Regions from separate parts of the Homo sapiens genome. Here region 1 is linked to region 2. A link is a loop called in an ENCODE intact Hi-C map of the cell type or tissue named here. Cell type or tissue: MCF 10A. All regions are shown on one strand. Links, peaks and the distances in the headings refer to the core of each region. The heading gives the core; the rest is flanking DNA.

Evidence for each region. Hi-C counts contacts between places; a loop is a spot of excess contacts. Peaks named below come from ENCODE experiments on the same cell type or tissue, not always from the same donor. Only the 100,000 strongest peaks of a DNase experiment are listed, where the experiment ranks them.
Region 1: it touches region 2 in a loop (9-fold over the local background); 39 of 110 quality-filtered maps call a loop at or near these places.

The regions. Positions count from the first base shown.
Region 1 is chr7:85,846,534-85,859,338 of GRCh38, forward strand. No RefSeq gene overlaps it. Among named protein-coding and RNA genes, the nearest start is that of LINC00972, 430 kb to the left of the region's middle. In MCF 10A, for the core only: a CTCF peak has its summit at 5,294 (motif pointing left); no DNase peak of the experiment used is centred there.
Region 2 is chr7:85,035,656-85,048,460 of GRCh38, forward strand. It overlaps SEMA3D (semaphorin 3D), which reads right to left. Exons shown (of 19, transcript NM_001384900.1): 10 at 6,516-6,630; 11 at 5,018-5,087; 12 at 1,234-1,378. Among named protein-coding and RNA genes, the nearest start is that of SEMA3D, 140 kb to the right of the region's middle. In MCF 10A, for the core only: a CTCF peak has its summit at 6,157 (motif pointing right); a DNase peak (open chromatin) is centred at 6,156.

The DNA.
Region 1 (12,805 bases), core at 1,479-9,478, 810 kb after region 2:
TGATCTCAAAGAAGCAGCTTTGATTAATTAATTAAGTGTACTATTACTGTTTGTTATTTTATTAATATCTGCTCTGATCTTTATTATTTCTTATTTTCCTGCCTTGGGTTTCATATTCAATGAAAGTATCTTATAAGTAACATATAACTGATTCTTGCTTTATTGTCACATCTGACAATTTCTGCTTTTTAAAAGTTGTCTTAAGTTGATATACATTTGTTTTTTTAATTGGGGTTTTTAAATTATTTACATTGAATGTAGTTATTGGTATAGTTGAACTTAAACTGCCGCCTTTTATTTGCTTTCTATTTCTTCCTTGGTACTTTCTAAAATACTTGTGCCATGAATTGGGTATTTTGTCTAAAATTCCATTTCATCTTCTTTATTGACTGTAACAGATTTACCTCTTTGTTTTTCTGGAGTCTGCATTAGGGTTTATAGCATATATCTTTAACTTAGCATATATCTTTAACTTCCACAGTCTTTCTGCAAATGATATACTACTTCACATAGAGTGAAATAAACTTATCACAGTACACTTTGACTTCTCCCCTCCTGATATTTATGCTATTGTTGTCACATGTCACACTTCTATATACATAAGTTAAAATATCACAGGTCATCTTACTACTTTTGCTTTAAATAATCACCTAACTATTAAGATTAATAAATGAAAACAATCTACTATGTTTACAGACATAGTAACCATTCCTGGTGCTCTTCATTCTTTTGTGTAAATCCAGATTTCCATCTGGGAATATTTTCCTTTTGCCTAAAGGAAAGCCTTTAACATATTTTTATTATGGTATTCTGGTGACCTTTGTGTGTGTGTGTGTGTTTTCTACATTTGAAATAGTCTTAACTTCACCTTCATTTGGTCAGTTATTTTATTTTTTAAGTAGAATCCTAAGATAGCATTATTATTTTAACACTTAAAAGATGTTACTGTAATGCCTTGTGATTGCATAATTTCTGATAAAAAAGCTGACTTTCATCATTAGGTTTGTTTCTCTGAACAAAAGTGCTTTTAGTCTCTGGCCGCTTTTAAGACTTTTTTTTCTATATCACATTTAAAGTATTTTGTTTGCCTTAGTATCATTTATTTTATCTGTGTGTGTGTGTGTGAGTGAGTGTGTGGGTGTGTGTGTGAGACAGAGAGAGAGAGAGAGAGAGACAGGGAGAGAGAGAGTATGTGTGTGTGACCGCAAATATGAATGCACATTCTTGGGGTTAATTGATTTTGGATCTCTGGGTAAACATTTTTAGTCAAATCTGGAAAATGTCAATTAATTATTTTTCAAATATTTTCCTGGTGTCCTTGGGGAAACCCAATTTTATATTTTTCAGTTACTTAAAGTTATGACCACAAATCACTCATGCATTAATATCTTTTCAATTTTTTTCTTCTTATATTTGATTTTGGATCATTTCTATTGTTATGTATTCTCATTTACTAATCTTTTATTTTGCAGTGTTACGTGCCATTAATCTCATCCAATATATTTTTCCTTTTACACATTGCTGTTTTCATCTCTGGAAGTTTGATTTAATCTTTTTACGTCTTCCATGCCTCAATCTCTCAAACCTCTTGAACATATTTAACAGTTTTAATGGTATTGTCTACTAATTCTTTCATCTGTGTCGTTTCTGAAAATCATCGTTTCAGAATCATCATACTTTCATCATACTTTCTTCTGTTCAGGTGTTTCAGTCAGGTGTTTCGGTCAGAAATATTTTCCCAGATAATCTATCTTGTTGGAATTCTAATTACTATATTTGAATTACATTTGTACCTCTTTTGTTTTAAAATAAAAATATTTTCCTATAGCATTACTATATTTATTATGTTATTCCCGTCTAAAATAGGTCTAGGTTTAGTTAAGAGAAAGCCATAGTGAAAAAAAAAAAAGCGGTAAAATAGACTTAAAAATTCATCTAAAAAAGATCTTTGGGTATGTACTGGCACATAGAGCTAGCTGAGAACAAACAAGTGAGAAGCATAAAAGGGTTTTGAGTGAGAAGCATAAAAGGGTTTTGAGTGAGAAGCATAAAAGGGTTTTGAGTAATGCCAAAGAAACATTGAGTTTAGACTAAAAAATCCTGTGATTGTTGAAAGTCTTAAAATAATACACTAAATTCTGCAGAGATGGTGAAGGAATTTGCTCCTCAGTGATCTGGAAAATTTTGGAAAGGTTTTGTGAACAGTAAAATAAAATTCGCTACAGTCCAAGGAGGAGTTTTCTTATTTGCTGTAAAACACTGTGGAATGCATTATCCATTAAAATGAGAGACCTAGCAAATGAAGAGCTGTGTTATAAACTCCTTTTAGAACTCCACCCCTAGAAAAAAGCAAAATTTTTCTTTTTCCTCTGGAATTATTAAAGTGCTGAATCAAATTACCAAGTACTTGTATACATTTGCATAAGTAATTAGCTTTTTTTTTTTTTTAATACTCTCTGTCTCACTCTGTCACAATGGTGCAATGGAGGTCATGGCTCACTGCACCCTCAACCTCCCTGGCTCAAGCAATTCTTCCACTTCAGCAACCCTCACAGTCCTGCTTAAATGTGACATGGAGTATCAGCTTTGCCCAAGCTGGTCTCGAACTCCTGGGCTGAAGTGATCCTCTTGCCTAGCCCCACAAAGTGCTGAGATTACAGGTGGAAGCCACCACACCCTGCCAACTTTTATTTTCATGGAAATTTTCAGGAATCTCTATGGTTTTAAAAGTTGTACTGAATATGTGAATTTTATTACAATTTGCCTACAATATTTTTGGAAAGTAAAAGTAAATATTATTCACTTAAATAATCAATGAATAATAAATTTGCTGTGGGAATTGATTTTAGATTATAATTCCTCATAAGCCTCTTTATTTGTTGTTCAAAAGATATGAAGTGAGTACAGGTGTGCTTTATGTGTTGCGGGACATTAACTCAGAACCAAGATTAGCATATTAGACAACATATTGCTAGATAAAATGTTGTTTTGTGTTTTGTTAGACAGCTGAATTTTAAGGGCTGAATATTTCCGGATTTCAGGCAAAAATTTTACATATACATATCTGTATGTGTATATATATATGTGTGTGTGTGTGTGTGTGTGTGTGTGTGTTAGGCTTTACCTGTTGTGTTTACGTTTCATAACATCAGTATCATTAGATATGGGCTGCAGTCATGATGTAGATCTTATTTTCATTTATGTATTTAAAATTTGTATCCTAAGATAGCCACATGTAAAGAAAATTGGATGCTGAGAACATGGATAATGACTAAAAGTCCAGTGAGTACAAAAAAAACCATGATGTACTCAGAAGGTAAATATTCAAAGAGTTTAATATTCATAAGTTAATGCATGAGATACAAGGATGTGGTGATTTAGATTGAAGAGAACATAACAGGTTGAGTGCTGAAACGAAAGTGAGAAGGTTAATCCTAGAAATGTGTTTTATGAAAACAAGTTGCAGAGTTAAAATAAATATTGTACTGGGCTGAAAAAAAAATTCAATAGGTTTCCTAAAGATATTCTTCAATATGCATGTACTTTGTGAATCATAAAAAGTATGTGGTAAGGACATGTAGGGGTATACTATGAAGAATTTTCCTACCTCTGGCAATGAAAGTGTTGCTAATGAAGACTTTTTAGCTCCAATTTTCCAGGTAATGGACTTAGAAAAAATGTTTGACTCTACAAATAGAAGCAGTAATTATAGGAAAGTCAATGAGATAGATACTACAATGTAACTAGTATTAGCAGTGATAATAAAATATAACATGTTCCCTTTGAAATCCTTACTGGCTTTACAATGAATAAAACTGATGAACCTGGAATGCATATGTTGGGTACATTTCAAATGATGCTTTAGCTATATTAATTTAATTATTTATTCTTATTTTTTTTCTAGCCATAATGTTGTTCCATTCACTTTAGCTATATATGCTTGTATTTAAAGTAAAGAGGCACTATGAACAATTTCAAATACCTTGTACTGCCATGCAGTTTTTTGCAAATGTAAGTAATATGTGTCAGCCTTATGCAGATGTGGAGCACAGAACAATCACAGTACCTTGGAGAGAATTGCAAAGTTTGTGTTGGATGCACACTTGTAATGTTTTAATATTAATGGCAGTGCTCACACCAGATATTGGCCATGCTGTTTATTTCCCTGGACAGATAAAATGGCTGGAAATCAAAAGATAACTCATAACGTGAGGATAAATGAATTGGAAATGTGTCAGAAATGATTTATTTGAAAGAATATTTGACTAGGCCTCTAATTCCAGTGATACTGAGCTGGTCATTTAATCTCCATAAGTTTGCATAATGAGAAAGTTGTAAGAGGTTTTCACTGAGCTAGCCACAGTTCAAAAAGTTTATTAAAATGTTTGATCAACTTGAAAAATAAGAAAGCTATTATTTTCCAAATATATTTTTGTGTGGCCAAATACTTGAGGACAATTTAATGATCATTTTAATTTTATTATGATGCACCTTATTAAAAATTATGCTCGGCCGGGCGTAGTGGCTCACTCCTGTTATCCCAGCGCTTTGGGAGGCTGAGGCGGGCAGATCACCTGAGGTCAGGAGACCAGCCTCATCAAAATGGTAAAACCCCGTCCCTACTAAAAATACAAAAATTAGCCGGTCATGGTGGCGGGTGCCTGTAATCCCAACTACTCAGGAGGCTGAGGCAGGAGAATCGCTTGAACCCGGGAGGCGGAAGTTGCAGTGAGCCGAGATCACGCCACTGCACTCGAGCCTGGGCGACACGGCAAGACTCCGTCTCAAAAAAATATATATATATTATTCTCATTTCATAACATGAAGATATAACTTTCTACTTTGCGAATATATAGTTTAGCATAATTAATCTTTCTTTGTAAATATAATGACATAAAGAGGTTATTAAATTCATCATATTCAAGGTTTCTCCATCTTTAATTTATAAGAAGCTCTTCACAAAACATTCTATTAAATGACTCTAGTAGAAGTAAAAATGAGTTTAAGGCCAAATTAATTGAGCCTCATGAATTATGATCAGTATCGGAATACATTTAAAACCCAAGGAGCTATTCTTGCCAAACGCTAATAATCAAGCAAGAATCACTTCAAAAATTTTAATAGTTTTTGAAATTAATAGACATTTACTCACTGGAAATTTTGTTTCCTTTTAATTTTCTTGATATTTGAAGTCCTTGCCGATTTACTTGTGCTGAGCCATTTAAAAAGTGTTCTACCACCATCTAGTGTTGTCAAATAGAAGTTTCACCACTTCAGTTACTAGATCTAATTCATAAAAGGTTAGTTGAAATTGTATATCATTTTGATAATGAGATATACAAAACACGAGTATCAACACTTAAAATTGGCATTACTGGCTTTGTAGGAGAAAGATAAAGTATACAAAACAGTGCCTCATATTACGGAAAATAATGCATTCTGTTTAATATTCAACAGGAATATTTACTGAGATATTTTATTTCTAAACTAGAAAAGAGGAAAATAATTGGGAATCTTATTTTAAATGCACTGAAATATATAGGATATTAAATATTATAGCAATGAAAATTTGCCTATACTAAAACTCGATCCAGTCTTCACTGTTCACTCCTATGTTAATTTAATATTGAAATGTATGTTAATGAATTCAAAATCATAATTGCTTGTTCAAAATTCCAAATACTGTGTTAGTAATTTCTGATATTAGTGTACATATGCTTTTGTGTGTTATGTATCTATTATCATCAGTATTTATAAGCCGATTCAATTTCCTTTCAAGTTTTAATTCGGATCCGTTTGCATTCCATATCTTGATTAAATATATTTTAATTCATCTGCAGTTTCTCATAATTTGACATTTGAATATTATAATAGATTATTACCTTTTTAAAGCAATTGTATTAGACTATTTTGGGCTAATACAGTAAGTATTAATCCAAAGGTAATGAGGTTGGGCAATTTATGAAGAAAAGATGTTTAATTGGCTAATGGTTCTGCAGGCTGTAAAGGAACTATGGCACCTGCTTGGCTTCTGGTGAGTCCTCAGGGAATTTTTGCTCGCTATGGAAGGCGAAACAGAAGCTGGTATGTCACATGAAAAGGGGAACAAGAAAGCAGTTAGGTTACCGAGCAGGGGGAGGTGCCACACTCTTTAAATAAATTAAAAAAAAAATTATGAGTGAACTCACTAAGGAGAACTCATTACCATGGGAAAGGCATCAAGTCATTCATGAAGAATTACTCCATCCCATTGACCAAAACACATCCCACTAGGCTTCCCGCCAACATTGAGGATCACATTTCAAAGTGAGATTTGGAAGGAATATACATCCTAACAATATCAGCAATTAATCAGTTAGTAATTGTTGAGCATTTCTATGCATCCAGTTTCCTAACTCTTATAACCTCGGGGCAGTAATATTCTGGTTAATTCAAAATAGTTTGGCCTTTTATTTTTAGTTAACCTGTTGACAGTAGAATCGGTATTTAAAAATTTAATATCGACCAAGTATAAAAATGTAGCAATCAAAGACCTATTTATGGGCAAATGTTAATAGGTTTCTAAAAATTGCTACTGAGGTGAATATCTTGTGTTAAGGAACAAGGTCATGTCTTCATTTTATTGAAACTTCTTGATACTTATGATCCATTAGCAGGCACAGAAATTTGCCAAGTGTTCTACTATTCCTCATTATTATAAGCCCACTGGGTTCAGATTTTGGCACATGACTAAAGAGTCCTATGAAAAAACACATTTCTAAGCTTATTATATTTTATAACAATGAAGTTTTGAAAATAATAAGAAATAAAATCAGAAAAGGTAAAATAAAAGAAAATAATAAAATCCACCTTAGAGTCGAGGGTAATACTCTATTTCTATAATTTGATCTCTAGTCTTCTGCCATGCCTAAATATGTATATAAAAGGACAATGCTGAAGTGCTTTAAATACAACCTATAAGTTCATTTTGCCTGACTTTACTCCTCTGTTCTGGGCCTATTTCCTCAAATCCAGACTCATGTATTAAACAGATTATTCAACATTTCTACTTGAACATTTACCAGGCATTTCACAGTAAACATTTTCAAAACTAAGGCCAACTTCTTTCTTCATAATGTGCCCCTTCCTAACATTTCCATTTCAGTTGCCAGTAACTTACATCCTCATGTTGTGTAATGCACAAACCTTGGCATTGTCTTTTACTCTTCTATCACATCCCACAGCTCTCAGTAACTTTTAAGTATCACTCAAGGCTGGTGACTTTACACCAAGTCCACAGCTACCTCCTTTGCCTAAGCCACCTGCAATAGAGTCTTAACTGGTATTTCTATTTAATTATTTTTCATAGCTTCCTCCTCCATAGTTTTATCTCAGTCTTATTTCAACAATCTTTCCAAATTATCAGAAGAATCTTTTTAAATCCTAACTGTAATCATGTTATGCTGCTTCTTAAAACTGCCAGTGACTCTTCATATTATTCAGAGGTTAATTCAAAATCTTTGCAGTGATCTATATAGCCCTACACATTCAGCCTCCCAAAACATTACCTTTTTAACATCATTTAATTATCTTCCTCACTCTCTTTTCCAAGCACTTTGCCCTCCTTTTCCTTCTTCAAACACACCATGGATGCTTCCATTAGTTATTGCATTTTCATTTATCTAAACTGCTCCTCCCCAGCCCTTATGGCTCTGTCCTTGACTTCTTTCCAGTTTGGTACTTAAACATAATCTTAAACGAGGATTTTCTGCATCTATCTGTCTACAACATCCTCTTGTAACAACCCCCCAATGTTTATTACTCCCTGTTTTATCTTCCTTCACAGTGCTTATCATTTTGCATGCCTATTATGATACTCTTTTGTTGATTTTGTTATATATCATCCTATCTAGAGCATAATTTTAGGAAAATACAAAACATCTTAGTTTTTTTCATGCATTGCTATATTCCATGTGAATAGTTTGGTTGACCATTTTATCATTTTCCTGTTGGCTATTTATATGTATTTTTTCAGAAATAACTAATCAATTATTTGCCCACTTTTTAATTATTTGTTTTCTTGATATTGAGTTGAGTTTCTTATGTATTTTAAAATTAACCTTTTATCAGGTATAAGTTTTGCAAATATTTTATTTTTTGTGGTTTCTCTCTTTACTCTGTTGACTGTTGACTTTGCAGTGTAGAATATTTTCAATTTGATGTAATCCTACTTGTAATTTTTGCTTTTGTTTCCTATGCTTTTGGAGTCATATCCCAAAAAATATGACCTCGGCCAATATCATGGAGCTTTTTGCTGGTTTTCTTCTAGTTATTTTACAGTTTCAGGTCTGACATTTAAATCTAAACCATTTTGAGTTGATTGGTGTCTAGGGTGTTATTATTCTACATGAAGATATTCAGTTTTCCCACCATTTATTATTAAGGATATTTCCATCTCCCCATTGTTGAAAAGTGTCTCTTGACACCTTGTTAAAAATCAATTGGCTATAAATGCATGGAATTATTTCTGGACTCTATTCTGTCTCATTGTTTTATGTGTCTGGTTTTTTTGCCAGTATATGCTGTTTTGGTTACTGTGTCTTTGTGATATAAAGTAAAGTAGTGTAATGCCTTCAACTTTGTTCTTTTTGCTCAAGATTATTTTGGCTATTCGAGGTCTTTTGGGGCTTCAAATGAATTTTAGAATAGTTTTTTTCAATTTTTTCAACAAAATTCTCTTGGGATTTTGACAGGGACTTTATTGCATCTACAGATAATTTTGGGTAATATGGATAATTTTAAAATATTAATTATTTTATTGCATGAACATCTGATGTCTTCCCATATATTTGTAATTTCTTTGATTTCACTCATGAAAATTTTAGTTTCCAGTGTACCAATCCCTTACCTCTTTGGTTAAATTTATTCCTAAGTATTTTATCTTTTTTGATACTATTGTAAATGAATTTTTTCTCTTGATTTTCTTTGGATTGTTTATTGCTAGTTTAGAAATTCAACTAAATTTTGTATGCTGGTATTATTTCCTGGTCCTTATTGAATTTATTATTTCTAACAATTTTTATGGCATCTTTAATGTTTTCTACCTATAAGATCATGTCATCTGCAAACAGATAATTTAACTTCATCCCTACTGATTTGGATACTTTTTTTTTTTTTTTTTACCCTTTTCTAATTGCTCTGGCCATTACTTCTGGTGTTATGCTGATTAAAAGCGGGCATCCTTTCCTTCTTCCTAATCTTAGAGGAAAAAATTGCAGTTTTTCACCATTGAGTATAATATTACCTGCAGGTTTTTCATATGTGGCCTTTTTATGTTGGGGTAAATTCCTTCTATACCTAATTTATTAAGAGCTTTTATTATGAAAAGATATTGAACCTTATCATATGACCTTTCTGCATCAATTGAGATGATAAACTGTTTTTTGTTCGTTTGTTCTGTTAATGTGGGATATTACATGAATTTATTTTTGTAAGTTGAACCAGTCTTGCATTCTATGGATAAATCCTACTTGGTCATAATATATGATGCTTTAAATGTGCTGATAAATTCAATTTGCTAGTATTTTGCTGAAGGTTTGTACAGTTTTGTAAGTATTTTCTTGAGGAAATTTGGCCTGTAGTTTTTTTTTTTTTTTTCTTGTAGTGTGTTTGGCTGGCTTAGATATAAGAGTAATACTGGCTCATAAATTAGTTTGGAAGTATGTTTCCTATTCTTCAATTTTTAAAAAGGCGTACAGAGGGATTCGTGTTAGTTCTTCTTTAATATGTGATAGAATCAACCAGTGAAGTCATTGAGTCCTGAGCTTTTTCTGTTATCACTGGGAGATTGATTCAGTCCTTCTCTTTATTATAGGTCTGTTCACAATTTCTGTTTCCATGATTCAGTCTAGCTAGGTTGTATATGTCTAGGGAATTTATTCATTTTTTAGGTTATTCAATTTTTTGGCTATCATGGCTCATGGTAGTCTCTTTTGGTGCTCTTTATTTCTGTAGCATCAGTCATAACATCTCCCTTTTCATTTATGATTTTATTACTTAAGTTTTTAATATTTTTATCATAGTTACTGTAGCTAAGGGCTTATCCATTTTAATATATATTTTCAAAAAACTCTTAGTTTTACAGATTTTTCTATTTTTTACTTATCTATTTCATTTATTTTGGCTGTAATCTTTATTTCTTCCCTGCTGTTAAACTTGGCCTTCATTGGTTCTTGTGATTTTAGTTCCTTGAGTTGTAAGGTTAAGTTGTTCACTTAACATCTTTCTTTATTCTTAATGTAGAATTTATAACCATAATTGTCCCTCAATACTGCTTTTGTTGCATCACATAGGATTGGTGTGTTGGGTTTTCATTTTTGCATATATCAAGCTATTTTCTAATTTCCCTTCTGATTTCTTCTTTGATCTATTGGTTGTTTAAGAGTGTGTTGTTTAATTGGTGCATATTTGTACATTTTCTAGTTTTTTTCTGCTATAGATTTCTAGTTTTATTCCATTGTGGTAGGACAAAGATACATGCTATGATTTCAATCTTTTTACATTTTTAAGACTTGCTTTGTATGCTAACATATGATCTATCCTAGAGAATGTTTCATGCACACATGAAAAGAACATGTATTCTGATATTCCTGGGTAGAATGTCTTACATATGTCTATTAGGTTCATTGTTTATAATTTTGTTCAAGTTCTCTGTTTCCTTATTGTACTTTTGTTGTATTTGTACTTGTATTTACGAAGTAACTAGTTTGCTATTGATTTTACAAGCTCATAAGCGGAAGGTATTTGCCTTGTCTCAGAGACTTTGTACTGTAGACTTTTGAATTAATGCTGAAATGAGTTAAAATTTTTAGGGGACTGTTGGGAAGGCTTGATTGGTTTTGAAATGTGAGGACATGTGATTTGGGAGGTCCAGGGGTGAAATTATATGGTTTGGCTGTGTCCCCACCCAAACCTCATCTTGAATTGTACTCCCATCATTCTTATGTGTTGTGGGAGGAATCTGGTGGGAGATAATTGAATCATGGGGGCAATGTCCCCATACTGTTCTTGTGGTAGTGAGTTAAGTCTCACCAGATCTGATGGTTTTATAAGGGGTTTCTGCTTTCTCTTCTTCTTCATTCTCTTCTCTTGTCTGCCACCATGTGAGACGTGATTTTTACCTTTCACCATGATTGTGAGGCCTCCTCAGCCAGGTGGAACTGTGGGTTATTGATTAAACTTCTTTCTTTTGTAAATTGCCTGGTCTCAGGTATGTCTTTATCAGCAGCTTGAAAATAGACTAATACAAAGGGAGAGATATAACTTGCCAATGTCTTTGAAAGAAATTGGGATTTTGAAGTAACCTCCCCAACTCACATTATTGATATGAAGAGATCTGATGTTTCTCTAATATTGAGTCTTCCCATATGTGTGTGTGTGCATGTGTACACAAAATAAAATAATCTCTGTCTTTTATTAGTCAGCCTTTTAAAAACTCTGTGATAACTATGTAAATTCCAAGCAGAACTTGAAATTGAGCTAATCATGAAAAAGAGAAAAACAGTATATATGTATGAGTGATATCTAGTACATTCACCTATAAAAACCTAAGTTTACTATCAATCACAGCAATATCCTTTACTTATGTGCTTAATGCTATAAGGTAAAATATAAATATAATGTATCTATATTTACTAATATCAAGGGCAATCTAAATAAAACTTTGGGAACAATCCTGAATCTTCTCTTCGATTGAAAACTAGAGTATTTTATGTGTTTACCAAATTGTAGTAAAATTTTGCTGAACAATTTTAGTAGAAAAAAAAAGCATTACTACTATTTCTGTGACTAGTGAAAATTTCTGAACCTGTTAGCCTTAGCAAGATTTGAAATAATTTCAGAGTATCAACAATTTATTATGTAACTATTTCCACCCAATTTCTTGTTATTCCTACAATATTATTAATTTAAAATTAAAATATATTAGAGATGGTGAGAACTTCAAAATACTGGGTAGGATGGTGTACAAGGTGATGAATCAATATTAAAAGTATTGAAGAAATAATTTGAGAGGAATCAGTTATATTTCCTTATTTCAACAATTTTCCCCATTGAATTTGCAGTCCTATAGCTAAATAGCAGCATGTATGCAGAAATTACGCCTTCTTGATTGTTACATAGTAAAAGAGCACGATATTAACATTATTATTTAATTACAAATACATTAATATGTATGGATTATTTTATTTACCTTTAATTTCTAATTTTTCCTTTTAGATTTTTTTCACTGAAGCACCAAAATGGATTTTAAACAAACAAAAACGACGTTACTTTTCCTCTTTATTGTGTAAATAAACACGTTAATAGAAAACCACTTCAACATAAATTTGGTACACAAAATGCCAAAATTTACACATGAATTATTATGTTTTCCATCATGCAACAGTGTATTTATGGAGAATACTGATATGTTAGCCTCAAAATAAATGATTAAAGATAGGAAATGAATAACAGAAGTGTCAGACATTACCCACTAATTTCAAAATTCACTAAATTTAAGAAAAAGGACTGCCAGAAACAATTGATTCAGAATGACAGAAAACAATGAGATATCATACATTAATGAGTTATTATAGGTTCTTAGAGAAGAGCAGTATTAAAAATACAGATAAAAATTGCTTTTTATTACCCCTCGTCAAAAAAAGAAAACCAAAAAGCAAAAAATTAAATTGTAGAAAAGACACTTAGAATACCTAACTGGAATAAGGGTTGGAGATTTGTAGGTTGACTGCACAGTTTTATAAATGAAGTATCAAAAATGTAATTA
Region 2 (12,805 bases), core at 2,359-10,358:
CTGCTGTACAACATTGTACCTATACTCAACAATAATGGATGGTAAATTAAAAAATTTAAGGGGATAGGTCTCATGTTAAATGTTCTTATCACATTATTAAAAAGAGAGAAAATTAAAAAAATGAGTCCTGAAAATCATATTGTTTGAAAAAAAACATGTTTCCACAAACATCGTTATTACTTTATAATCAAGTTAGAAACCATCCTTGAAACAAATTTATATTGGGGAATTATTAAGGGGAAAATAGAGATGGTTGTATAGCATACTTCCCAAATTTAATTAAGTTATATAGCAGGAAGATGGAAACAGAATTCGGAAAGCATAGCTACCAGCTGGTTCTCCTTTAAGAATGAACATATGAAAAGATAATATTCAGTAAAACTTGAAGAGTTAAGTCAATATTTTCCTCAGATATTTTGGTAATTATTTTAAACCTCTTGGTAGTAATATTCAGAATAAATCCAAAATGAAAAAAAAATTTTTTTCCTCTTTAATATTAGGTCAATAAATAATCCTGATGTTAAAATAACTTAAACTGTCATAATAATATCAACAAATGTTTTAAAAATCCCTTCACTTAAAATGCATGTAACAGCATTTTGAACTGCAGTTGTTTTTTGTTTTAAACAATTGTATAAACTCTAAAATACATTCTTACTTACATCATTTGTGCTTTAAACATGATTCATACTATTTGAAAAAAATTTTTGACTGAGGGTTTTCTAAAATTCCTTTCCCATTTAAAAAGTGCATGTTATTCTAAGGTACAATTAAGTGAAGAAAAGATAAATGCATACCAAAAAAGAGATAAATTAAGTGAACCATTATGATGTGTTCTTTTCAAAGTAGAAGTGGGGATTAGAAGACTCGAGCTATCTGCAGAGCTGTATGTGAGAAATAATACTTCTTTGACATTTCCATCTAATTTAGAATAGCTGTCATTCTAGATAACTAAATCTTTCCAATGATTCTATAAACATAAACATGTTGGGGATAAGCTCCACATTGTCCCCGTGGTTAGATACTTATGACATAGTCCATTGTTTCTCAAAGTAACTAAAATTCTTACTGAAATGTTAAATTTCAATGAAGGATGAAAATGCTAATACTTCACTGCAAATAAATGTTATTACAGCACATGTGGCTCTGGTGAATAGCAGAATTTATTACAATTAAATTAAGAATTAAATATGAGCTTAAGAAAATAATTTGATTATTAAGTTGGATACATACTGTACCAGGCCGTGGATAAGGAATTCTCCCATCATACTGCACCCAACGATGGTCTGCACTTTCCTTATGAGCATATGGACCATTAAAAACTGCTCTGATGTCAGCCATGCTATACACACAAACAGCAGAGCCTTTGAAGATGGAGCTGGAAAAAAAAAGCATCATCATTCAATCATTCACTGATGAATTCAATAAACATTGACTGAGCACATACTATCAGCAGGTGCTGTGGACAAAATTTACTTAGCACATTAAATTTGATGGGTACTGTAGACACAATGTGCCTACGTCCTCAAGTGGCTTACAGCCAAGCAATTCTAAATAAAGTGTAATAATAACTTCATCGCCAGTAAATATAGTAAGCAAAGTAGAACATGCATGGGTACCCAGTATAGGGCTGCCAGGTAAGTTTTCAGGGAGGAGGTGTCATCTAAATTGGCACCTGATAGATAAACAGAAATTATATAAAACAAACCCTGGAGGATAAAGAGGAATATGCATGAAAGAGTGTTATATTTATTTACATGTTCTTCCATTTTATTTAAAGTTATTATGGCATAATGCCTTCCAAAGGCTTACAAAATAAAAAGTGACATTATTTACTTATTAAAAAGAATTATTTAAATATTTGAATAATAATCCTCTCGTTTGTTTTCTTACAATGAATGAATATCCATAAACATTAGTTGCTAAATGATATATTTATATGATTTTTATTAAACTGATTTTAAAATGTTGAAACAATCTTTTTCTTTTTGGTCCTCCTTGAATTTATGAGTTTATGTATTACAGTAGCTCATCTGATACTTAATTATAATTACACAGGATTAGAGAAAGTATTAAGAGGCAAAAAACTCCAAAGGAATTTTTTCAAATTTTTGCAAACTACTAAAAATTAACACTATTCAGATGTCTTTTTTTGCTTTATTTCTAGAAATTAAAAGATATTTTCTTTGAGTTGAAAACTTTTAATCATTCCCATTTTCAAAAATGAGATCAACCTTTATGATCTAAAAAATATATTAAAAATCTTAGCATTTCCCACCTATGAGTGAGAACATGCGGTATTTGGTTTTTTGTCCTTGCGAATAGGTGGGAATTGAACAATGAGAACACATAGACACAGGAAGGGGAACATCACACACCGGGGCCTGTTGTGGGGTGGGGGGGAGGGGGGAGGGACAGCATCTGGAGATACGTCTAATGTTAAATGACGAGTTACTGGGTGCAGCACACCAACATGGCACATGTATACGTATGTAACTAACCTGCACGTTGTGCACATGTACCCTAAAACTTAAAGTATAATAAAAATAATAATAATAATAACTTAGCATTAACAAATAAGCTAATGATTCTCTAGCATAGTAACTCAATTATTAATATTCTTGGAATGATATTAATGGGAACCTTTGAGAGGTAATGGTAAATAGGTAGGTGGAAGAAAACTAGCTCCTGAGAATGGAGGTGGCGTTGCCACAGAAATCACAGAATCTGCCTAGGATATTTTAAAGGTATGATGCCTCATGCTTAATGGCATTGCCATTATTGCAGGTTTATTATGTCTTCTTGTTGGACAAAGGATATGACATACATTCCAATGTCACCTTGGTCTTTAGGATGGCATTAAAAACAAAACAATAAAGTATAGGAAGAACAAAGAGCTAACTTGTAACTTCACACTCTGGGTGGGCAGAAACTTAATAGGAGAAAAAAACGAACTATCTTGGGGCTATATTTTCCTGGCACATATCCGTGCCTTGTGTGTGGAGCACAGTGACTTCAAAGAAAGTTCTGCAATTGGAAAGGTGCCAAGAGAACTAGGATTGAGATACTTGACCAGAGGCACTTCTTGTACCTTTTTATATTAGGATATAAATTAACAGGAAAATGGAGTCCAAAATAGCAGCTTCCTAGGATATCTTCTTTATTCTCATATTTGAACATTCATATTCTGTATCTTATAATTAACCAAACAGTATTTTGTTTTCTGATCTATTCTGAACCAATAGTGCATTTCAGTTTATGAATAAGGTATTGTGAACAAAATGAGGATTGTGCCACAGAAAAAAGTTAAACTATATTGTTCATATAAAATAGATTAAAAATTTATTCACTAGGAGGCAGTAAGACCTTTTCTTCAGTACCAATATCAGTATCTTCAATTCCTCCTATACTGATGTCAATATACATTGATAAAGTTTGAGAGCAGAGCTGTGGAAAATGTGAAAACTATTTCCAACAATATAGGCTGTAACAGGGAACAGGAGAAAGGGTGTGCTTTGAACATAGTCAAATTTAAGTTACTGAATATTAAATAAAATTAAGTCTGTGGGGCCCCCATATTCTTTGAGAAAGTTTCACAGATGCTAGTACAACTTGTTTTGTTTTGTTTGAGACAGAGTTTTGCTCTTGTTGCCGGGGCTGGAGTGCAATGGCACAACCTGCAACCTCCGCCTTTCAAGTTCAAGTGATTCTCCTGCCTCGGCCTCCTGAGTAGCTAGGATTACAGGCGCCCGCAACCACACCTGGCTAATTTTTTGTATTTTTAGTAGAGATGGAGTTTCACCATGCTGGGGAGGCTGGTCTCAAATTCCTGACCTCAGATGATCCACCCGCCTTGGTCTCCCAAAGTACTGGGATTTACAGGCATGAGCCATCGTGCCCACCGATGCTAGTACAACTTTTAAGGAAGTCGGAAGGTCTCAATGATAAGTACAGGAAAGCATTATGCAAAAAGAAGACAGAAATACAGGAGTAGAAAACATGAAATTGTCTTCACTTTCAGTTTTATTTTTACTACTAATAGTCCGCTCCTCTTTGAGCAAGTGATGAAAACATTCTTTGCCTAAATTAGTAAAGCAGTGAAATAGTCATAACAGCCACACCTGTCTTTGTAGGGTAACTGGGAAATGATAATAGGACAGCATGTGATGATGTTTTAAAGGTTAAGAGTGTCCCATCTCATGATTATAGCCTTACCAATGAACTTAACCATTTATCCACGTATTTCCTTAGTACTATCACTATGACAACACATATCATGTAAATACTTACTATGATTAATATATACGCAAACACTTTTTTTTTTTTTTTTTTTTTTTTGGTGACAGGGTCTCGCTGTGTCACCCAGGCTGGAGTGCAGTGGTACCATCATGGCTCACTGCAGCCTCTACCTTCCAGGCTTAAACAATCCTCTGACCTCAGCCTTCTGAGTAGCTGGGACTACAGGCATGTGCCTCCATGCCCAGCTATTTTTTTATTTACTTTTTGTAGAGACTGGGTCTCACTATGTTGTCCAGGCTGGTCTTGAACTCCTGGGCTCAAGCCATCCTCCCCTTGGACTCCCAAAGTGCTGGGATTATAGGAGTGAGCTGGTGAGCCCAGCCTGCATATGCCTTTTATACACAGAAAATTTATTTTGGGACTTTATCTCACAGATACGTTTGTTCCTATGGGGAAGGTATATGCACAAGTTTAGTCACTGAAGCATTATATGCAACAGTAGGCATTTGGAAATAACAGAAATGTCCATGTTCAGAGGAGTGGTTAAATAACTTGTGGTAATCATTATAGCTAATGCTATACTGGCTTAAAAAGAAAAAAAAGAATTTTTTACACTGATATTAAATGATTTTTAAGGAACACTAAGTGAAAAGGTAAAATGAAAAAAAAAGTTTACGATATGCTACTACAAACGCAGGGACAAAAAGATCCTATAACTATATTGGCTTGCATACATATACAATTCTCTGAAGCATTAAAAGCATTTTGTTGAACATACCTGGTTGTAGTAAAGACTCCATATACTACAGGATTTCTTTCATCTCTTGTGGGGAGTAAATAAATATCTTCTATTAAAGGGGAAAAATAAATATTTACTCTTATTTTTCAGTATTACATTGCTTTTTTGTTAATAACACAACTGAAACTCTGAAAATCTAAACAGTTTATACGATTAACAGAGGCACTATATTATGCCTTGAGAAATCAAATATAAGATTGTTTTTTCTCAATGACTATGTATGGTATGGTACAATTGATAATCTCCAAGGTAGTTTCCAATTGGAAATCTGATTTCATAGAAAATATAAACCAAAAAATAAGTAATTTTTACCCTCTAGTGTAAAAAAATTCTGTCCTATAATTGTGTCAACTTAGTAATTAATTTGCCTTTTTTTTTTTTTTTGATGGAGTCTTGCTGTGTCACCCAGGCTGGAATGCAGTGGCACAATCTCTGCCCACTGCAACCTCTCCCTCCTGGGTTCAAGCAATTCTCCTGCCTCAGCCTCCCTAGTATCTAGGATTACAGGTGCCCACCACCAGCCCGGCTAATTTTTTTTTTTATTTTTAGTAGAGATAGGGTTTCGCCATGTTGGCCAGGCTGGTCTTAAACTCCTGACCTCAAGTGGTCCAAACACCTCGGCCTCCCAAAGTGCTGGGATTTCAGGTGTGAGCCACCACACCTGACCTCATTTACCTATTTGGTAACAATAAGAAAATAGCTACCCCCAAATTAGTGCCGTATTGACAGTAAGTTATGTGCAAATAATATTCTTTAAAAGATTAAGATGTGAATGTGCTTACATACAATAGGAGAGGTCATCCACGATTACTCAATGTATACTTTAAGTTGGAAAATACACAATACTGATGAAATAATTCCATGATATAGATTATCATTTTTACATTACATGGCAAAAATAAGAACAAGTTCAAGAAGCTAAAAGCTAATGATGCTAACATTATACATAAACAAAAAAGAAAAAAATCATTGTAGGACTTGGAAGGAGTTTTTGAGGGAGTGAAGAGGAGAAGTGAAATAGAAGAAGCTGTCTACTGCTTCTGATTATTCTTTCATTAACAAGTCGGAGGGACAGTGTTCACCAAATCTCCTGTACTTGCCAGCAGAGGGCACCCGTGGAATAAGGAATCCAAGATTTTCCTACCTATAGAAGGTGGCTCCTTTCAAAATGAAAGACTGCATGGAGAATGGATGAACTGTGTAGTTCCAGAGCTCACACCTTTCTGTGTCTTGCTGTAGTTTTGTTTCCTTCACTTACTTTGAGGACTCTTACAAAGAGAAGAGTTACTGCATTATGACGTGTGCCCAGACCTAGAGCACTTCCGTGTACTTTGCGTGTGAATTTTAGTAAGAACCACTCCTGTAAGGTTTGCTCAGGTAAAATTAATCAGGCATTTGGAGCCAAAGGGAAATAAATGCCAAGTTACTTAATTAGGCAGTAAGGCCTTTCCAAGAAAGAAGGAAAGAAGGAACTTACGAAGCTCATCAAAGTAAGTATCTGCCCCATCACTTCCAGGAATTGAGCAAATCAGTCTGGCCTTAAGAAAAGTCGTCCACTTGTTTATCAGGCTGCGTTGTCCTCCTACATCATTCTGACATGAAAAAAAAAATAAAGATAAATATTTATCAACACAATTCTACCACTCACTAAAACTGGTGGCTATTACAGGTAGTGTCTTATTGATGTCATTGTTTACAAAGACACTGAACCCAGATATTGAGTCCTTGAACTTTAAAATAAGGAAAAAGACAGTATTAGCCCTCAATATTAAATGTTTTTCTCATAGTTAAATGAATTAAATACAAGCAGTTCAGCTCTATTGGATGAGTAGATGCATACAAGGCAATGGTAAAGGCAGCTTGAAATCAAATCCCACCTGCCAATTTTTTGCTTCATGACCTGCAAGAGACTATTTTTTTTAAGTCTCTGTTTTCTCACTGATAAAAATGATAAATCTCTTGAAATACGGTTAGTTAATTTTTGTTGTTGTTTTTCAGAGATGAAGTCTTTCTATGTTGTCCAAGCTGGAGCGCAGTAATTATTCACAGGCAAGATCATTGCCTCAAACTCCTGGGCTCAAGTAATCCTTCCACATTAGCCTCCTAAGTAGCTGATACTACAGGTGCATACCACTGAACCCAGCTGAAATATGGTTGGTTTGATGAGTAAATGGGGAAAAAAAGTCTATAAAATGCTTAGCATAGTCTCAGGCAACTTGAGTTCAATGAATGCTGGTACTGGCTTGTATATTATTTATAGGATTAAAAACAATATTTGCAACCTTTAGCAATATGTCTCTTTATAGGCTTAAAAGTCTTTTCCAAATTTAATGTCTTACTAATTAAACATCCATGCAACATAAACATATGCGTAATAATACACATATAAAAACCATCCTTTTGCCTATAATCACAGCACTTTGGGAGGCTGAGGCAGGAGGATCAGCTGAACCCAGTAGTTCGAGACCAGTATGGTCAACATAGTGGGATCTCATCTCTACAAAAATTTTAAAAATTCAGTCATGTGTGGTGGGGTGTCCCTGTAATCCCCGCTATTCAGGAGGCTGAAGGAGGAAGATCACTTAAGCCCAGGGGGTTGAGGCTGCAGTGAGCCATGTTTGTGCCACTGATTCCAGCCTGGGTGGCAGAGCAAAACCCTGTCTCAAAAGCAAACAAAACAAAAACAAAAACAAATCTTTTAAAGAATATTTATCTATATTTTCCATACTTTATTTTTACTCTGAAATGGTTCATTAAAAATGTTCTTTAAGCATTTAGTAAAACATAAACACTTAAATCAATTACACGATAAACAGAATTACACTATTCAATAATTCAGCATAAAAATTTATGTCCTCATTTTTAAATTAATATATACCTGTTGATATGGTTTGGCTCTGTGTCCCGACCCAAATCTCATCTTGTAGCTCCCATAATTCCCACATGTTGTGGGAGGGACTCTGTGGGAGATGATTGAATTATGGAGGCGGGTCTTTCCCATGCTGTTCTCGTGATAGTGAATGGGTCTCACGAGATCTGATGGTTTTAAAAACAGGAGTTGCCCTGCATAAGCTCTCCTTGCCTGCTGCCATCCAGGTAAGATGTGACTTGCTCCTCCTTGCCTTCCGCTATGAATGTGAGGCCTCCACAGGCATGTGAAACTGTGAGTCCAATTAAACCTATTTTTTTTAATAAATTCCCCAGTTTCTAGTATGTCTTTATCAGAAGCGTGAAAACAGACTAATACACCTGTGAACACTGAATAAGCATGATTTTTCATTCATTTAACCCAACTAGCTCTGCTGTGCTTATAATAAGACTAATTTATTTAAATTACTATTGAAGCCATCTTTTCCAATAATTTATTTATATTTAAGTATAAATTATATAAAATCATTTATCCTTCAATCTATGTTCTGTAAAGTTAATGAGAAGTTAACTGTTAAGTTTCAAGTCTGAATATCTAGAAACTTTCTTCTTTTATCTCTGAAATTAAACTAGAGAAAGGCATTTAAATGACTACAACAAACAAGAGAATTTGAAATCTTATAAATACTATGCTTGAAGAAAGGGGGAAGGGGAGAAAGAAAGGAAACCAGAGACCAGAGGTATCTTTATAGCCTTAGCACCTAACACCAAGGGCATCTATGGTATGTGATACCCAGAGTGAATTATTTTTTACATTCCTTTCTCACTAAACAAAAGATACATTTTCAGTAACAGTTCTGTAAAACTCAGGAATAATTATTATTTTCTTTATTTGTTCTTTAGGTTTATAACACACAATTTTAAAATAATAACTTTGAAATCTAAAAGCAACAACATTCAATAGAATATTTCATGTAAGAACTAAAAATTGGCACTTAAGGAACAAACTATCACACCTCCTAGTTTGCACTATGTCTCACTGTTTTAAATTTTAAATGATTCCAAATCATTATGAACTTACTCTTGGAACATGTGTGTAGCTGAGTTCATGTGTGCTGGAGGCTTACTATCCACACAAATATCCATATATACATATACATAATAGATACACAGTAGTAAACCACAGTTTAAAATCTAGACCAACAAGACTCTTTTATGATTAGCATATTGTCACTGACACTGTTTACAATTACTGGCATGTGGCAATAATAAAAAGCACAATAATTTTTAGTTGGTTTTTGAATAATTTTTAATTCTTGTAGACAATGCACTCCCTAAAATTCCCTCTACTCAACTCCCAATATGTCACTAAATCCCTATTGCTGTTGAATGAAGACATGATTAATAGTTAATAAATAACTAAGAATAAAACATAAAATTGAAAAAAATTTTCAGAATGGTATAGACTAAGGGCCAAGGATTTCATTATAGTGGGAAAAAGGCAAAAACTTCACTGAAGAGTTGGGTTTAATGTTAACTTTTTACAATAATAGATGGGACCAAACTACATATGTAGAGATTGGTTCAGGTAATACTGTCTGTGCTGGAAACTAGGGAAAAGGACAATGGGTGGAACAATCCAGGACATCTAGGAGAATCAGGATAAACTGTGTTTAGTTGAAGACTGAGATCAATTAAAATAGTGAAGGAAAAAGTTATGAAAGTAAATTGGGGTAAGATCAAGGAAAGCTTTAATGCCAGGCCAAAGTGTCTGTATGTTATTAAGTGCACATGAAGAACTACTAAAAAATTTAGTAATTGGCAAAGAAGTTAAATAATCAGTTTCCTTTTAAGAAAATGTATAATATATTCTATATAGTGGCTCTGTCATAAAAAGCCTGTCGGTAATTGCTCTTACATTTATATTTTATATACGATGCCTTTATTATGAGTATCATTGTTAAGAAATAAAGTATATTTCAGCCAGTTATTGGATGATTTCAGATGTCTGCAGATGCAGACAGATTTATCTAGATATGACCTGTTTTTAATGCCAATATCCTCAGAACATTTATGAATATATATCTGTACGTTAATAAGAATAAGCAAAAATATTGACGCTTTCTCCTAATGTAACAATGAGTTCTGTGTTCATGTATAGTAGGATTCCAGTGAGAAGATGTATATCTGGAATTATCAGAAACTAAGATAATTTTAAATGAATTTAAAAATGTAAGATATTTCCCCATCTTTCTCATGGCTCTTGATTTAGATCTGTTTAAAGTAACGTATCTAATCTTTACATTTTTTTATCAGCTTTCTAGTTGTGATAAGAAGAGCACTAGTAAAAACATTTTTATTTTAATGAATTCTTATATATTGATAGTATTTATTAAATTTTCTTTGCCTAAATTTGTATATTTTGAGAGGATCAGCAGTGAATACTAAAAATAATGTTGATTCAATAAATATAAACAAACATATCAGTGATCATGAATATAATGCCAGAGACTAAAGTTTGTCTTACCCATCACAGAATATATGCTGAAATTATTTTGTTATGTGAATACATATATAATCAGAATATCTGCTTAACGACATTCCTTTAATAGGCATATACAGTATTCATAAAAATGAGCAATCGTATCCTCTTTTAAACATTTTACTATGTAAAAGTGATAATAAATGTTCATTTTCAAACATTTCCTCCCTTTCTATTTACAATTATCACTGATATTTAAGGTAACCATGAGAACATTCTAACTAGCAGAATAATCCCATCTAGATTTGTAGGACAGAAAAGGGATTTATACTGTACTGCATTTCTTTTAACCTGACCAAAAAATAGAAATTTTTTGAACAAAATAATCTTACCTACCCATCCAACAGCCTTCTCTAGCCCCTCAGGAATAAAAAGATAAAAAACCAAGACAAAACAAAACAAAAAAATCCAAGCCAAAGATGAAAGCCACCTGCTGTCAGAAGGGAAGCAAATACAGTTCCTGGGATAATAGCACTCAGGAATGGATTATAAGCATTTAATGACTGGATAGTAACTCTTACAGACATCCAGAAGCATGACCTGAGATGGCAAAGTTCAATTCACAAGGAGTTGTATTTCTCCTGTAGGGAAATGTCAGTTGGGCTGACTTTGTTGACCAGTTTCTCAGTCCCTGGATTTGTTTGCATATCCACACAATCTCCTCTAAGAACTTTAAGCCCAGAAGAGGGCTGAAAGGGAGGTAACCACTTTTGTACTAAATTGTCACCTCCTTGCTTATTTTTGTGAAGTTCTAAAGAATATAACCATCTCACGAACACAATAGATTTATCATTAAGATGTCAAAATCAGCAGTTTTTAGTCACCAGGCACTTCTGTGGGTCTCTACACTATTTATCATTCACTTTTTGTAGTTAAGTGTTCCAAAAGCCTTGACACCCTCTACACAAAGATGCAGATGAAAGTAACAAAGAAAGTATATGTAAACAAGCCTGATCACATGTGTTCAATTTGGGTGGTAAGTACAGAGGGTGCCTGTTTTCCTGTACTTGTTATATGTTTGCAGTATTTCTTAATTTAAAATGATTAATTAAAAAAAGAAAAAAAAATTAAAGACAAAACAAACCACAATTTGCAATCCTTCAGCAGCTTTAAAATATAGTACATCTGAGTCATTTGATTGTATGATGGTTGCATGTTACGAATTACTAAGATCTTCTAATCATAGCATCTACTGATAGGTAGATCAGACCTAAAGCAGGGTAATATGGCATTATATTTTCCTTCTACTGTCCCAGCAAAACTTAAACCCTTATAAATCTTATATAGACATGTAAAGTAGCTAGCAGCTGTCACACATGAACTTTTATTGAGTGTGCCTTTTGAACTTTGGGTCACTATGCTGGGTTCCTCTGTTAAACGTGATTTTATCTGTATATACCATCCTCTTCAAGGATCCCTCAGTACTTTATAAACATTGTCATTTTAACCTATATATTAGATAACAGTGGCTTTTGGAAAATGTAATAATTGACTTTCGGCTCCTATGCTCTTAAATCCTGAAGATTTTGTAAAATCAGTTTACTCTCCAAGACATTTGAAAACAAGTATTTTGTTAAGCTACTAATTTGTGTGCAGAGATTTGTAACCCTATTCATGAGTTTAAGTTGAAGGACACCAGTTTCAAATCAATAGAAACTGGATAATGACAAAGTTTAAGAACTTTAAAAAATAGTTGATGCTGGAGTTAGAGGTTATAAATTATTCTCTGCTTAAAATTTAGTTATTTTGCCTAATACTGCTCTTCTGTATCTTTGTGCAAGCAAGAGAATGAAATTCTCAGACACTTTGAAACCATGATATATGCATTCTTTGTGTGCCCCACTCCCTGTTCTACCCATTAATAACACTTATGCTTATAGATTTTAGTTTGAATTAATACTACTCACCTTCTTTTGAAGTGTGATATAAATACTACAGTATTATAAATTAAGAAAAACCTATTCCATTACCCAAACTAACACTGAGGCAAACACACAGGCTTTCTGTTGGCCATTTTTACAAATTCAACAAATAAGATTAGGGAAATTTAATACTTTTGTCTTTTTGATTTAATGCCTGTTATATTTCAATCCATCATTCATATTCTTTGCTTGATTTGTCATTTATAATAGATCCCACAGCAACTGTCCAATCTACATCTATCTGTGTTGTCTCAATCTTCAGTGGGTTATTTCTAGAAACAGATTTTAGAATCTTTCTTTGAAAACTTAGTACAAATGATCTGCATGGGGCTGTATAAATAAATAATAATGATAAGGACAATCCAAACTCAGGGTGGTCTATTCAGAAGTTTGAAACTATGACCATGACATGGTAGAAACAAAAAGTGAAACCTG